Linked DNA regions of Mus musculus: region 2 is linked to region 1. A link is a loop called in an ENCODE intact Hi-C map of the cell type or tissue named here. Cell type or tissue: left cerebral cortex. All regions are shown on one strand.

Region 1 (8,000 bases):
CCACCATTTTCAGACTTTCAGTATCTCAAACAAACTGTACCAACTAAATAATTTCCAATGTTTAATTAGGCTATTTTGTAGTCATTTACAAATGAAGTGAAGATAGAATAATGAACTCATATAGACACAAGAAAAGGCTCAACAAATTATGAAAATCTGCAATGTCTAATCACAAAACTTCCTGTTTTTTCATCCATACAGACTAAAACATGGAAACTACAGATGCTTTCCCTCTAATCACAAAGGCATGATTACAACAGTATCCACAATAATTGGTAGATTGTCATCTTGCCATCTTCTGATGCTGCTTTTTTTTTTTTTAATGAGACAGGGTTTCACTATATAGTCCTGAGTGGCCTGGAACTCATAATGTAGACCACACTGTTTTCACGAAGATTAGTTTGTCTCTGCCTCCCAAGTGCTAGGGTTAAAGGCAGCCACTGTCAGCCAGGCCAGAGGCAAAAAAAAAAAAAAAAAAAAAAAAACAAAACACACACATATATATATAAAACATGTGTGTGTGTATATATACATATATATATACATACATATATGTGTGTGTGTGTGTGTGTGTGTGTGTATACATATAAAGAAAAGATGTGTTGTCCTGAAATTCTTCAGTAATTAAATACTGCAATGACTTCTAAAACTGACTAAACTGATTTTATAATGGATTATTGCTCAACACACAAAGTACTACAATGTTTCATATAAAAGTTTTATACAGATTTCTCTAAGATCACCTGTATTATAAAAAGATAATGCAGTGGCAGTGTTAAAAAGAGATAAGAGTGACAGTGTTTCTGACACTAATGAGAAAATACTGTTTTTCCACTAAAGTTCCAAGATATTACTTAGTATGTGTCAAAAATAGGATGTTTTCTCAGCAGTACACCATAACAAAATGACGTAGGAACACTTCTAAATGTCATTATTCTACATAACCAGTCAAGACTAATTAGAAAGGTCTATTTCTGACATAGTATAATTTTAATAGCTTTTGTTTGACCTAAATATGTTAATGGTATTACGGAATATGACAATAAAACTTCACCCTCCCCCAAAATAAATAGTATTGGTTTTACAAAAGAATTACACTAAAACTATAAAGAGATGGTGAAAAAATCCTACAAGCAATAATAATTTCTCAAGTTTCAGACCACACAGCATACCATACTACTATCCTACTGATCTATCCATATGGAAAGAACTGCCTAAACAGACAGTAAAGCCCCACTATTCACACCGACACAGAGGAAGACACACAGAGAGAAGTCAGGGAAGGTGATATATTAATTTGCAGTAAAACATATACTATTCAACTTAAAATATAGTCCTTTATTTATGGGTTGCCCTTCCTACTTTTTCAGTGGCTAGTTTTTATTGCCCTTACTAGCCAAATAGAGGGCCAGGAATTTGATTAAGTTCTAAACCTAAATAATAAGAAAACAAGTGTAAAACGACAAATACAAAGAAATTTTATCAAAACTAGGCATTGGGATAGAAGAATAGGAAAAAGCCTTCCGTATAAAATATGCATGAAGGTGAAGGGAGGGCAGACATAGGTGGGCCAGGAAAGGCCTTCCAAGTCAAAGCAAAGAAGACACAGTTTACATTTAGCAGTGAAGAGATTGGGACAGCCAAACGTGTGAACAAGTGCGAGCAGAATACAACTTTACAGGTGTGTCTTACGCAGCTCACTCAGGAAGAGCAGAAGCACCAGGCACAGGGTATTAACAAGGGGACATTTTAATTCTTAAAATGAAAATAAAGCTCCTAAACAGCAACACTACAAAAATTCATCCCTTTACTTCTAAATAATAATTAATAATAATAATAATAATAAAAAGGAAGTTATACAAGATAATTAAGATTTGCAAGGATTCATAAGTCAGCCAATCAGAATCCCAAATTAGTATTAGCTATGTCAATCAGGAATGTGATTTATCCATCCAGTTTCTGTTTGCTTAAAAGTTGTAACAATAAAGTGAGTTAAGATGTGTAATGTATTTTAGGATATAAAGAAGCAAGGTAAAGTAATAACTAAAATTAAGATTATAAAACTTATGGGACTAGAAGTAGCTGCTATTAGACTTCCATAAAGACTTTCATAAAGCTCTTTAGAACTTAACTACTTAGCCTGTAAAGGGCTCTACGTTCAATTCCTTGTACCGTAGAAGTAAAAGGACAACCATTTTTATGTATGAAAACCAGAAGAAGTACATGGAATACTTTAAACTCTTTCATTTACATTATAAAAATTACATGAAGGAAAAAAAAAAAACAAATCCAGGTAGGACACCCTTTGTGTGGCTCTCAACTGTTTAAAATATGTGCTTCAAATACCAAGAACACACTGCCCAACTGAGGCTACACTTGAAGATATCAGACACAATGATTTTGCCAATCGAAGAAACTTTCAACCAGCATTACACACGAACCCAAGATTCCGAGCCTATGCCTTAATAAAAACTCAATGAACTGGGAAGCGAGTCTTTTAAGAAGTACGCCAAACCATTTTAACAAAAATAAATAAATAAATAAATAAATAAATAAATAAAACAAAAATGTGGTGCAGGCACCACACAGCATACAGAGCACACAATTTGTACTTCTTTTCCTTCTCCTGGAATCCAGCGTTGGTTCACTCTACTTCCCCCAAGCAAACTTTATTAGTGCACCCTGACACTGAACTTTCCTATCAGGCCACCTCTTCATTCCAAGGGGTGTGTGTGTGTGTGTGTGTGTGTGTGTGTGTGTCCGTCCTTCACAGACACGTAACTTCATTTCTATACACAGAAGATATTTACACCTTTTGTATTGAACAAGGTCTTGTCCATCACCACGTGAGAAATGCAGAATAACAAGTTGTATCAGTTACCACATCCACTGAATTCCTATCACATTTTTAACAAGAACCCAACCCCCAGGGACTCAGGTTTGATCAACGCTCTCTATCCCACTGCAGCTGCCCTTTCCATTCTATTTCGGACACCAAGGAAGTCCTGGAAATAGAACTGAACCAAAGACGCATAACGGAAAAGTGAGTTTCTTTCCCACTGTATTCCAAGAGTTCTTTTCCAATAGTGCATCCTGTGCCACAGCACACTAATAAGAGGTGGTTTGTGGACTACACTGTGATGGACTACGCGTACAAAAGCCCTAGCATTTCAGCACAATCCACCTCAGGCAGTTTAGCATGTAACCTGCATAGTAAAGTTTCAGTCCAGTTCAGAATTGAGAAATGGGGACTCTGCAGAAAGTGATGGGGGGGGGGGGGTGGAAGTTGAAGGGTTATAAAAGATGTAACCTTCAAAAGCTGTTACCATTCTCAAGCGCTGAATTGGTTAGTAAGTCGTCCTGAAACTATTAGTAACTAGGAGTGACCAAACTCTAGGTCGCATATCTGCACAGAATGTATTGGAAGAACAGTACATTTCCAGGAAAACAGAGGGGGCAGGGGGAACTCTCCCAAGTCGTTCTCCTCGGGTCCTGCCAGGCCTCGAACTGACAGATGCCGGCGTGACTAACTTAAGTAGCACTAAGGCAAATTAAGGCAGGAGAGGGTTTCTCTCCTCCGAGGCTGCTCGGCTCCGGGCTCCAGCCGCCTGACTTCCGGCCTGGGAAGGAAACGTGCAGCCCAGGGCTGAAAGAAACAGGGAACCGGCCAAAGAGGAAGTAGAGCTGGCTGAGCAGCTCGGCAATGCCCGGTAGCTGCTTCCCGAGCTCGTCCGGGAGCGAGGACCGAACGGGGACGGGGACTGGGACGAGCGGGCTGAGAGAGGCTGCCTCGCCCGTGTGCGCGCTCGCCCTTCCGCCCGCTCGCCCGCCGGCCCGCAGCGGACCGAGCCCCAGCCCGCCTCCCTTCCCAGCCCGCGCGCAAGCCGCGGCCGGCGGCTCGGGCCTTCCCTGGCGGCGGGACGGGGCCCAGCGAGGCTGAGGGGAGGCCGGGGAGGGAGCGACGGCTGTGCAGCTGCCCGGGGAGGCTGACGGGGGAGGCGAGGCGCTTTTTCACCGTTAGCATCGTTATGTTATTTTTTTACCTGTAGCGCAGCAGGGCTCCCCAGCTCCTATTCCCTGAATCCTCCTCCCCTCCTTTCTCTCTCTCTCTCTCTCTGTCAGTCTCTCTGTCTCTCTCCTCTCTTTATCTCGCTCTCTCGCTCTCTCTCTCTCTCTCCCCGTCAGTCTGCCGGGCTCTCGTGGAACACGCCGGGCCTGGCCCGACCAGCAAGAGAATGGGGCGGGAGGTGGCGGCGGTGACCAGCGGCCACGTGACCACGCTCCCTCCGTAACGGCGTCCGCCTCCTGCTGCGCGCCCTCCCGGCGCTCCACCTCTAGTAACCCCGCGCGCCCGGGGACCCGTGCGCAGGCGCGCGCCCGGGCCTGGGACGAGCCAGCGGGTGAGCCGCGGGTGACCCGCGCTCTGGGAGCCTGGTGTCTTGGGGGATAGGTCGGGGTGAAGAGGGAAAAGGGGACGCCCGAGACCAATGGAGCTGCCTGGGCCATGCCGATGCGCATGCGCGCGGGGCCTCCCTACAGTGGGAGCCGGCCTTCTGCCACAACCCGAGGTCCCCCACTTGCCACCAGCTTCCCAGGGTGGGACTGGCATCGAGGAGATAAGTCAGGCCTGGGAACGTCCTAAGAATCTGGCACTCCTGCCTCGGATCGCACAATTTCCTTGTCTCCTGTAAATGGCCTTCCCTTCATCCTTGGTCTACAGCTGTACAGACTGATGACAGATAGGTCGTGCCACCCAATTTTGTAGGGACTCACTACCTCTTTGTGAAGACCTTCTTTGTATGAATCCAGAGAGGTGCTGTTTTTTGTTTTGTTTTTTTAGCAACCCCACACCTGTAAAAACACACAGGTTTTATCTTCTCAGACCTCGAATCTAGACTAATGACTAGTCATTAGATAGTTAATCTAATGAATGACAATTTTGGCAAATGACTAGACCCTGGTTTTACCGCCCTATGCCCCTGCTTAATCCTGACTTAAAGTTGCATTTAACCTCCAGCAATGGGAGGCTGGTATTTTCTTCTTCAATAAGAAAGTGGTAAATAGCTCATCTGAGTTGGAGAGAGAGAAAGAGAGATCTCTTATTAATCTGTCTTTACAAATAGCGCAAAAAAAAAAAAAATCAGTTGTTATGTTCAGATTATGGAAACCAAAACAGAGGTCAGAAAGTTAGCTAGCTTCCAAGGAAGGCATACCACACTTAACACAGTGATTCTCTTTTTTCTAATGCCCTTCTCACTGTAGCAGAAATTGAACAGGTTGAATAGAGTAAGCTATTAAAAGTTCTGGCTAAACTCATGATTACATTAGTCTCATGAACAGAATCCTAAGAAATAGGAAGATGCATCATGCTGTATTTGGATATTGCTCTCCCAGCTAGCAATACAGCAGTCAGCCACATGACTGGTATTCTACAATGTATAGTGGACTTTGTTCTCCGGCACCGAAATATCTCACCGCAGACCCTCATCTCCTTCCTGAAGTACTGACTATGCTGGTGTTACTGGGACTGTAGAGGTCCTTCAGTGTGGTCACCAAATGACAGGAGAAATCTCTATCCCCTCTTGGGACGCTTAGTCTCATAAATAGCATAATTTAAGAAGGGACCGAAGGGCAATTTCATTAGAGATGAAAAGAACATCTCTGAAGACTATAAAGCTCAGCTGCTTCTCAGAGATGGATAAAAGAAGACAGAAAGCAGCCATACCATTTGTGGTGATTAAATAAAAATCGCCCCCGTAGGCTCATGTGTTCGAATGGTTAGTCACCAGAGAGTAGAGTGATAGAAGGATTTGAAGGTGTGGCCTTGTCAAAGGAAGTGAGCTTTTGAAACCTCAAAAGCTCATAGTGGGCCCAGTCTCTCAGCCTACAGATCAGGAGTAGTTTTCAGCTGCTTCTCCAGCACCATGTCTACCTGCATGTCTCCAGGTTCCTCACCATGATGATAATGGACTAAACTGACACTGTAAGCAAGCTGCCAATTATTATTTTCTTTTCAAAGAGTTGACGTGGTCATGGTGCCTCCTAAGACACCATTGAAGCTGGCACAGAGGGTAGCTACACGGCCAACCACCAACTGCATGGTATGGAAGGAGACTTTACAGAAAGAAAGAAAGAAAGAAAGAAAGAAAGAAAGAAAGAAAGAAAGAAAGAAGGGAGGGAGGGAGGGAGGGAGGGAGGGAGGGAGGGAGGGAGGGAGGGAGGGAGGGAGGGAGGGAGGGAGGGAGGGAGAGAGAGAGAGAGAGAGAGAGAGAGAGAGAGAGAGAGAGAGAGAGAGAGGTAGAAAGAAAGAAAGAAAGAAAGAAAACCCAGAGTGTTAAGGAAAACAAGATTAGGAAGAGACAGAAAAAATTCTAAAAGTAGTCTGACTTAACTAGCTACACAGCTGCAGCCTATACAGGGGATTGGGATTCTAGGTAGGAAAAAGGACAGGATTTCATTGAAAAGATAATTAACCCCACCTATCTCTCTAACTTAAGGTGAGTCCACCCTTCTACAGGCAGCCCTCTGGCCAAGTGAATGGCCCAATCCAGCTAGAATATTAGGTCTCCAGGCCTGAGAGTTAGTTCGCTGTCTTGATGGGGACTTAAATGCTAGGAAGAGTCAGCTAGGTCCCTGCTTGCCTAGTATATTATGTGACCAAAAATGCAAGAAGATATGAGAAACAGCCCAGTCATTCCCCACAACCTGCGTCCTGGTTGTTCCAAGATGGGCAGGCCCACCTGACCCCACTAAATGCAGCTCCACTATCCTTTAGATCACAACAGTAACTTAACAAAGGAACCAGTTCTCTCCTACTTGTTCTTTCTCCCCTCAGAAACAGTCTGTCTATAAGAGCTCAGTCTATAGAGCACTACGACAAGGTGGAGAATAACCCCTTAGGTTCAGTCTCCCAATGTTTTGTTTTGTTTTAAAGTAACCTTAGAAAAACAAACTGAACTGATGAATTCCATAGGATTCACTTATGCTACTTGTAATACAATTCAAGAGTTACAGCATCCCAGCATTGTTATAAATGTGGCAATATCTAAATGAACTCTTTGTCTTGGGTGACACAACTGGAAGCACAAGGGCCAGCCCTTGACTATAACTGGCTTTCTTTTCTTTTCTTTTCTTTTCTTTTCTTTTCTTTTCTTTTCTTTTCTTTTTGTGGTGGTGGTTTTAGGTTTTTTGAGACAGGGTTTCTCTGTGTAGTACTGGCTGTCTTGGAACTCACTCTGTCGACCACGCTGGCCTCAAACTCATAGAGACCTGCATGCCTCTCCGAATCAGAGTGTTGAGATTAAAGGTATGTGCCACCCACCACCTGCTGTCTAAGCCTCTGTCTTTATGAACATTCAACTCCACCCACCTAAGGCGGCCTAACGTGGTAATAAAATGTAAGTCCTGTGGTATGGCGTTGTCGACTGGAAAGTGAGAGGATTGTAGTTTTCTCTTTTTCAATCTTTTATCATTGTTGCTGTTTTTACAATAAAATCTGGTACACTCAGTTTCCTCCCTCGTGGTTTTCTTCCTCCTCTGAGGAGCTGAGGCGAAACACCCTCATCTCATCCTCTGCCCCACCCTCACACTGCAGCTACAGGACGAAGGTTTGGCTCTAGAGACATCTTAACTCTCATTCTAGTCATAGCAAATAAAATTGACATTATTTTTTAGAATGCCTACCAAGAAAATGAAAATAAAGATGCTGAAACCAGAAATCAATTTGTATGTAGTGTCTGCATACCTATGCGTGATAGACTTCTGGCTCCTCCTCTCTTCCAAATCTATTTTTCTCATCTTCCATTGGAATTGAGTTTCAGCTGGGAACACAGCCATCCATCTGGAGGCTACATTTTCTATTCCCCCTTGTGGCTGGGTGTGGCCATGTGACTCCATTTTCATCCAGGGAATGCTAGAGGGAGCAATGTGTTCATTTTCTATATTACTTGCTTTAAAAAAAAAATGTCCACCCTACAATGTTTCTCCCATTCTATTCCTGC
Region 2 (8,000 bases), 600 kb after region 1:
CCAAGCATTTGAGGCAGATACCAGAAAACAAGCTGCAGCACAATGAAGACCACTCAAACTTTTGTCTATATAGATGATATTTTGTCGTTCCTTAATTTTCAATTTACAAAGTGTCACAGGTAGTCATTAAGTTGCTGTTTAAAGGGAAATGGACTGCCATGGGAAACTGTAAAACTTTCTATGCTATACCGATAGGTAACAGGTTGGAAACTTCGCACGTCAGAAACCACAGATCACACCTGAAATAATTAACTACTCTTCCACACTGTAAAAATCTATCCCAGAATTTGACATATTGAAAAGAGTATCATCAAACTAAAAGTCACTATTAGCAACAGCAGAAACTTACAAACTTCTAGAATCTTCTCTTAAGGTGTTTTTCTTCCCTCAATAACTCAGTATTACAATATGTTTGTTTTTCTTTGGGGGGGAATTTATTATTTAAATGGGTGATTTCCTTCTGATGTATCTGAAGAGTATGAAGTCCAAGAACAGCAAAGGCTGCGCTGTCTCCAGGATAATAAGACTTAGAAGTCATCGTCAATCTGTAGCCTGCTTTCTTTACTTAGACATATTATCATAGTATAGTTACATCAGTTATCGTGATAGTAGTAGAATTACATCCAGATTTTTGCACAATTTGAAATCTACCTCTACCCAAACCCTAAAGAAATGGTCAAAAAATGTATATTTGAGTGAGAGAAGGTAAAATAGACTCCCCAAAATTTTAACTCTTGGAGATCCTTTCAATTTCTCATCAGTGCATCATGCTGCCTGATATACTGATACAGTACTTATTACAGATAAGAACACTGTCCCTTTAAAATACATCATTTGATTTATAAGCAGCTTCTTAAGGAGGGAAGAAATGTCCACCAAGCTCTGGGGAACTGAGTTAGTCACAAATAAATCTCACAGTTGGTCTACTGCAACCAAAGCCTGGATTTATGTCTGGACTTTCATAAGAAATGTTCCTTAAGAATTGAGGCATTTGTCCTTTTGGCCATGAGACTAACTAGTAACTGCAACTCTGTCTACTGACAACCAAACATCCTGTCAACTGACCTCAGATTCAAACAGGCAGTCAGCCATCCCACTCTTTAACCTGCACTAGGACAACTGATTAGACTATTTCTGATGTGTCTTATAAAAAGAAACAAGACACATCACACTGAAAGTCTATGCCACTGTTCCCACAAAATGTTACATACTTAAAAAACGGACAAACAAAAACTACTTGAAAACAAGGCATGATACCATGCCTGTAGTTCCAGCACCAAGAAGGCTAAAACTGTAAGATCATGCTTTTGAGGCCAGTCAGACTACACAGTAAGACCTCGTCTCAAAAACATACATACATACATGGAACAGACAAAAACATGGCTGGTAAAGCAATATATAGCAATTGCATAGGAATACATATAATATAGAAAATGTCATGAAATCCTCAAGGATAATAGTATAGTTAATTTTGTCTGTCTAACTCAATGCCTTATGCTTAAAAGTTGTTGATAAGTACTAAAGTAATTATGTGTATATAGACTGCAGAGATGAAAAAGGGAACACTAGAATATATTGAAATGGTCATTATCAGCTAAGACTACTGTTACTAAAGAACCAAGGCCATGGGCTCTTTCAGCCAAGGCACTCAGTAGTGGCTTTGCTCTGTGAAATGCCAATCTGCACAGTGTTACTAACTAGTCAGTAAATTAGAAAACAAATCAGGGCAAAAGATACCCTATAAATATTTAGGGTATAATATTTAATTTTTTTTGTACATCAGAGCACTTGATATTAGACATCTAACAATCTCAAAATGACAAAGTAATATTTTATATATGTCTATTAAGAATATTCCACAGCAGAAGTATAGTGAGTAAGCCAAACCTGTCAGAAAAAACAAAACAGAACACAGAAACATTTTCCTTCAAGTCTTGTTAACAGAAGACTCACCAGGGGTGTGGCTCAGCCAGAAGACATCACCACTTGGGTGAGAATCTGAAGTCAGCAAACCTTCCCATTTAAGCAGAGAAGCGTTGCCTCTGAGGGGCCCTTTCCCCAAATGTAACCATAGCTTTGAGTGAAGGCAGGTGTCCTGCCTGGAGTGTGCCAAGACAGTGTTCCCAACCCCAGACATTCAAGGAGCTCCATAGCAGCCAGTGGAGACAGAAAATCTACTGTTTCAGACAATCTACTGTTTCAGACAATCTACTGTTTCACAAACTTTTTTTTTTTCTTTTTGGCCCAGAGCTTTCAATGAGGGGAGTGCCCCCTGGTGGAAATGCCTGAAAAATATTGTTAGAAATCATATGATTTAGTGTTAATTTTTAAAAATGACTTAAGAGCAATGTAGAATAATCTGGATGCAAATGGCAGCTGTTAGGATGCAGGCACTAGAGTGAAAGTCTGGGTCCTGTTCCAGTTGTAGTTCGAATGGCTGATGAATTCAGTGTCTATGTGGTCCCTTTTCCCAGGTGATATAGGTCAGATATAGTGCAGTCTTGCCAGGGAAGGTTAAGGTCATTAGTATTAATTTCTCATGACTGACTGATCCAGACATCATTACCAACAATCTAGCATACTAAAGAAACAGTACGGAAAGACCACACACCCTGTCACATTACAGTACCAGCTGAGGTACCCAATTAAAGTACAGCCAATCTGTGTCCCATAGGTGCTTCAATAAAGTCACTGAACTAAATTAGGTAAAATCAGTAATCTTGTTTCTAAAAAGAAGTGAAACAAAAGACGTGCATGTTATGAAGGGGGTTCCCAACACGTCACAAATATTATTCTCACTAGAAATAAGAATCTGGCGTTCACTGGGTGGTCAGATCGTACAAATAATTAGATTTGTGTTGTATGTATGAAAACATAAAATTATTCTACTCTGTCATTACTTAGTGGCTAACGGAGAGCCCTGATGTTTTTCAATTAAAGAATACATTTACTGATAAATTCCTAAACCTTTCTATTTTACATTCCGACAAAGAGTTACACAAGTTATTACAAGTAAAATTCATTACTGATTGCAAAAGAAAGAAAACCTCCAATAAATATTATCAGTCCTTCCAAAGGCTCATTATAAATTCTTTAAAACAGCAGATAAGTTAAAGGGACGGCCAATCTGAACAAAAAGCCTGTCTGGCCTCCAGTTTGTCTCCTCTTTGAACATAATCACTGATTAAAATAGATTTTATCAGCTCTGTGGAACTTCAAAGCTCTTAGGGAAAAAAAAAAAAAAAGATTTCAGGAACCCGCCCTCCCTCCTAAGAGAAAGACAGAATATTCTCCAGGCTACTGGCCTGTTTGGTGAGTTCTTGGTCATGTGTCCAGGTGAAAGACTATTTTCAAGCTCCACCTGCTCATGGCCTCACGCCAAGCAAGCTGTAAGGAGATGCATTCATCTGTGTTCCTTGGTAGGCTCATCAAGAGCTGTCACACCAGATAATGGCACCTTTCTACCTATTATCCAACTGTGATATGGAGAGTGGACTTTTCTTAAATTACCCTGAAGAATGATAGGAAGACAGTAGTGATTTCTGTTATACTTAAAGCAGGTGAATTTCTTTCTCTCCACCACATAATTCACAGAACTCAAATTCAATAAAACATTACAGGATGGTCCATTACTGTTATCAGTTTTGAATAATCCATCTTAATTCTTTATTTTACTGGAAAATAAAGTGTGCCAAAGGCAGAAAGGAGAGAAAAGAGGTGGGGGAAGCCACTGTGCAGGATCAGAGTTAATCTCTGGGTTTTATTTAAAATTTTAAAGAAATACATCTTCTTGTATCACAGCCTTTAAATGACAGTATCAGAGAGAGGTGAATTTAAAACTGTTAAGTTTTGAAGCACTGGCGTTCACTTCTGGCCATAGATTTCCATTAAAAAGATATCACGTAGACAGAACTGAATGGATGGCATATGCTAAAAGCTACTATCTTCAGTAGCGATTAAATAACATATGCCTATCATTCAGAAAGGGAGGATTCCTTTAAACAAGTCATTATATAAATTTCACCTTAACTTTTCAGAAATGGTAGGCTTCCTGTTCAACATTGTATGTGACAGTCTTGGGGGGATTAAGGTTTAGTCTGGGAAGCCCTATTAACATGATGAGGAGAGGCTCAAGCGCTAAAACAGGAAATCCAGGATTTTTAAAGTTGTCAATGACTAAACCAATTCTCCATTCCTAACCGTGCCGCCTACTACACCAATGTTTTACCGAACCCTGGGCAGGGTGTAGGGCCTCTCCCTACCCGTATCGGAACTTTGCCTTTTTTACCCACAGCTTTTAACAGTACTGTTTGAACCCAGCCGGGTTGCAAGGGAGCTGCAGTGAGCACACACCAACTTGAGATGTGCAGTCCAACTGCAGAGCTCTCTCGCTACATATGCATCAGCATGTGTATTTTCGTACTGCACGCTCACACCCTACTCTCACTCTGCACCTGCTTTTATTGAAATGCATACACTCTGAAATAAACACACTACATGCATTCATATGAATGTATAATCACTGAACTAAATGCAGCTGCGTGTGGGCGCGTGCGTGTGATTTTTTTTTTTTAAGTATGACCACTGAAAGATACATACATGCTTGTGTGTGCAAAAGCTGGCTCTCGATAAACATTTAAATATCCACAGGAAACAATTCATATTAAAAAAAAATCCAAACAAGGCTCTTTCCACTGAAAAATACCAATCATCAATACATAAAGATTTAAAATTAAACCTATTTATTGATAAGCCCAGGGTTCCAAATAATTCTGTTTTGTTTTCAAAATTGCCCATTTAAAAAGTGTTATCTGGATGAAATTATACCATGTTGTCAATGCTCAGAAGAATAAACTCTCTGCTCTTCATATAAACCACAGAGAGCCACCTTTTTAAAGGTGCTAATTCATATGAAAAGAGGCCACTTACTATAATAAATCCTACAGAAAGCCACAAATGTTCTATGTAAGAACCCAAGACAGTCAGCATTTCACTGTCACAGCTAGAAACTGTGCTGACCCCACCCCTACAAGACACACACGGGCCATACCCTTTGTGCTTCAGTATACAAGTATTTGCTCAATTGTTCAAGGGCTTATCAGTAAATCTATAATCTGTGTCTGTGTCAAGGCTGTCTTTGTCTGAAGGCTTTTAATTGAATTCAACAAACATTATCTGACTTTATTGTAGAATCCCAGTTTGGGCCCCAGTACTAAGCATTAGTAGTAATTACTGTATTTGCAAAATAAAGAACGCTACAGCAAATCAGAATTTCTAGACAGTGACTTTTGATTCGCTGATTTTTTAGAATTATTGCCCTCCCCACAAGGGAATTAAAGGGTCATATTAACCTTACTAGCTAATAATAAATACAGGTTTAAAGCTGTAAAAACATGGGTCTTGGTAAAAATGATACAAAGTTTTAACCTAAGCCATAACCGGGTATAAAAGCCATCCTTCTAAAATCAGAACAATGAGGAACAGACAAGCAGCTGGGGGAACCTGGAGGAAGGAAGGACTGGGAAGGCCTCACCAGGCCTTTGGAACCTAGAGCCAGTCGGGACCAGCCAAACAAGAGCCACAGCTGGCACTCACCAAGGTTCAGGAACTCGGCTAACAAGGAATTAATACTGCATTATTTTTGTACCAAGAATTATTCTTATAATTGTGTAATAAGCAAAATAACTTTAAAGATGACAATGAGTTAAGCAAAGAACAAACAAAAAACAAAACGAAAGAAAGAAAATAAGAACAAGAAAACTGAAAGGACATTATGTCCTCCAAGTTAAATGTTCTTATTGTCCTGTGGCTTGGCTAAAAATAAACACCATCTACATTCTATTAGCATCTAAACATATACAAAATTATAAACACTAAAGATAAAAGATACTACTCTTACAGAGATTATGTCTCACAGGAATTTGGCCCAGGAGAGAAAAGGTATAAACAGGGAGGGGCATTTGTAGGCCTCTGGGAAAAATCTAAATTGAATATTCATCCTCATGCCTATAGGCCAACCAGGCAAGGTCTGTAGGATAGATAGGAGTGGAATACCACGAAGCCACACCCACCCATCCACTGTCCAGTGCTTAGAGGTCTACAGTGTGATAAGAGAGTTTATGGCTTTCAAATATTTACTATGTAGATTTAATAAAAAAGGAAGGAAAGAAGAAAGGGAGAAAGAAGGAAGAAAAGAAAGAAAAAAATCCTGGGACTCTGGAAAAAGGGGGCACCAGCAGGAGAGGATGTGAGGAGTGTGATCGATCCACACAACATGCCGTGAGAAACCGCACTTTGTACAATGCATATAACTCTACTACAAAAATGGGGGAAAACAAAGGAGTGAGGTATGGAAGAACGTGAATAAATCATGGGTGAAGGAAGACAAGCCAAGAAATGGCTGCAGAGAACTAAATGCTGGGAGTCACTAGTAAGCAAGCCGTATAGTTTCAAAACAGAAGTTGAAGAACGTCAACAAAGCACATTATTGTATTTAAGTTGATACGAACAGAAACATGGAAAAGGACACCGGACACTAGACACGTCTTTACCATCCATCAGTAGGGCTTACTGTTCTACAGGATGAGGACAGACAATGCCAGTCGTCTGCCCCTGAAAGTGGAGCGGCATAGGGAAAGAACAGACTGGATTTGGGCACCACAGCAACAGGCAACGTGATCCCATGTTAAGGGAAGTTAAGCCAGGGAATAAACACAAACACCAGCATGGACAGGGTTCAGGAACGAAGCAAGGGAGGGAAGAGAGAGGCAGAACAAGGAACACAACTGACCTGAGTTCGGTTAAAAGCCACGCGTGCAAATACTGCCTGTGAGATTCCGGCTCGTTTCAGTTCATCCCGCACCCACTGGTAGATTTCAGAAGAGACCTCCGTGTTTGTGGAAACTTGCTGCTCCAAAGGCTTGTTCATAGACCTACTGACAGGGGGAGGGTGGTTCAAGTACTGTTGGTTTAAGGACTGCTGGGCTAAGAGTCTGTTCACTGCATACTGCTGGTTCAGCAACTGAGCCATCACCAGCTGTTGGTTGACCAGCTGAGGACTGATCGGTGTTGACACAAGCCCAGGGTGCAGGTTCGGAAGAGGGGTCCGGACAGAGGGCTGACTGCCGTGAGAGAGCTGCGCAGGGGATGGAGGCTGCTCAGCTGTGTTTCCTGGGACAGGCTGCTGGCCAAAATTGACGTGGTTGGCACCTTGCTGGGATAGTTCAGACAGACTATCCATCTCAACTAAAGTAGACAAAAAGAAGAAACAAGGTCAGACAGCGATGAAGAAAATTTCTGATCATTTCTAATTTACAAACCTATAAAGAAGACAGCGGGCAAAGGGCATACTGAAGGGTAAGATGCCAAGGTCCAGCGTCTCACTTACAGTAAGGTCATGGCTGGTTTTCTCAACAGACAACTGAACACACTCTGCGTGCAGGACAACCTTCCAGATCTTGTTTTGAAATGTGGCTTAGAGTTAAGGCAGCGGTTCTCAACCTGTGGGTCGAGACTCCTCCGGCAAACCTCTGTCTCCAAAAATACTTACATTGGAATTCATAACACTGTAAATTTACAGTTATGAAGTAGCAACAGGAATAATTTTATGGTTGGGGTCACCATGTCCTGAGTAACTGTGTTAAAGGGTCTCACCATTAGGAAGGTTGAAAACCACTGATTTAAGGCATAAAAGCTACTGTCTACACACTTTTTGTTTTTTTATGTTTGCTTTAGGGTCAAACTATTACTGGTTTTCAGTTCTAAGCAAGAGAGGGCTCAAAAGCAATGGTTGCTTCTTTTAAGCTGGCCTTAAATATACTGCTTGCTGAATGGCAACTAGAAACCATGAGCTAAACTAAAAGCAAATAAACTATGATTACAAAAAAAAAAACTAGTGAGAAAATTACAAGTTCTTCCTTATTATGTTAACTCTAGCAATCCAGACAAAAGGAGGAAGCAGGCTATCTGATAGGGTGTAATGAGATGGGCGGAAGAGCTGG

The links. Hi-C counts contacts between places; a loop is a spot of excess contacts. Peaks named below come from ENCODE experiments on the same cell type or tissue, not always from the same donor. Only the 100,000 strongest peaks of a DNase experiment are listed, where the experiment ranks them.
Region 2: a loop joins it to region 1, with 8 times the contacts of the local background. A loop is called at or near these places in 3 of 42 quality-filtered maps.

Annotation. Positions count from the first base shown.
Region 1 is chr17:51,175,057-51,183,056 of GRCm38, forward strand. It overlaps Tbc1d5 (TBC1 domain family, member 5), which reads right to left and starts at 4,296. Exons shown (of 22, transcript NM_028162.4): 1 at 4,044-4,296. In left cerebral cortex, a CTCF peak has its summit at 7,886 (motif pointing left); DNase peaks (open chromatin) are centred at 3,614, 4,290, 7,342 and 7,862; H3K4me3 peaks cover 2,174 bases; H3K27ac peaks cover 2,868 bases.
Region 2 is chr17:51,775,822-51,783,821 of GRCm38, forward strand. It overlaps Satb1 (special AT-rich sequence binding protein 1), which reads right to left. Exons shown (of 11, transcript NM_009122.2): 7 at 6,791-7,245. Among named protein-coding and RNA genes, the nearest start is that of Satb1, 53 kb to the right of the region's middle. In left cerebral cortex, a CTCF peak has its summit at 2,271 (motif pointing left); DNase peaks (open chromatin) are centred at 2,221 and 4,421; H3K27ac peaks cover 296 bases.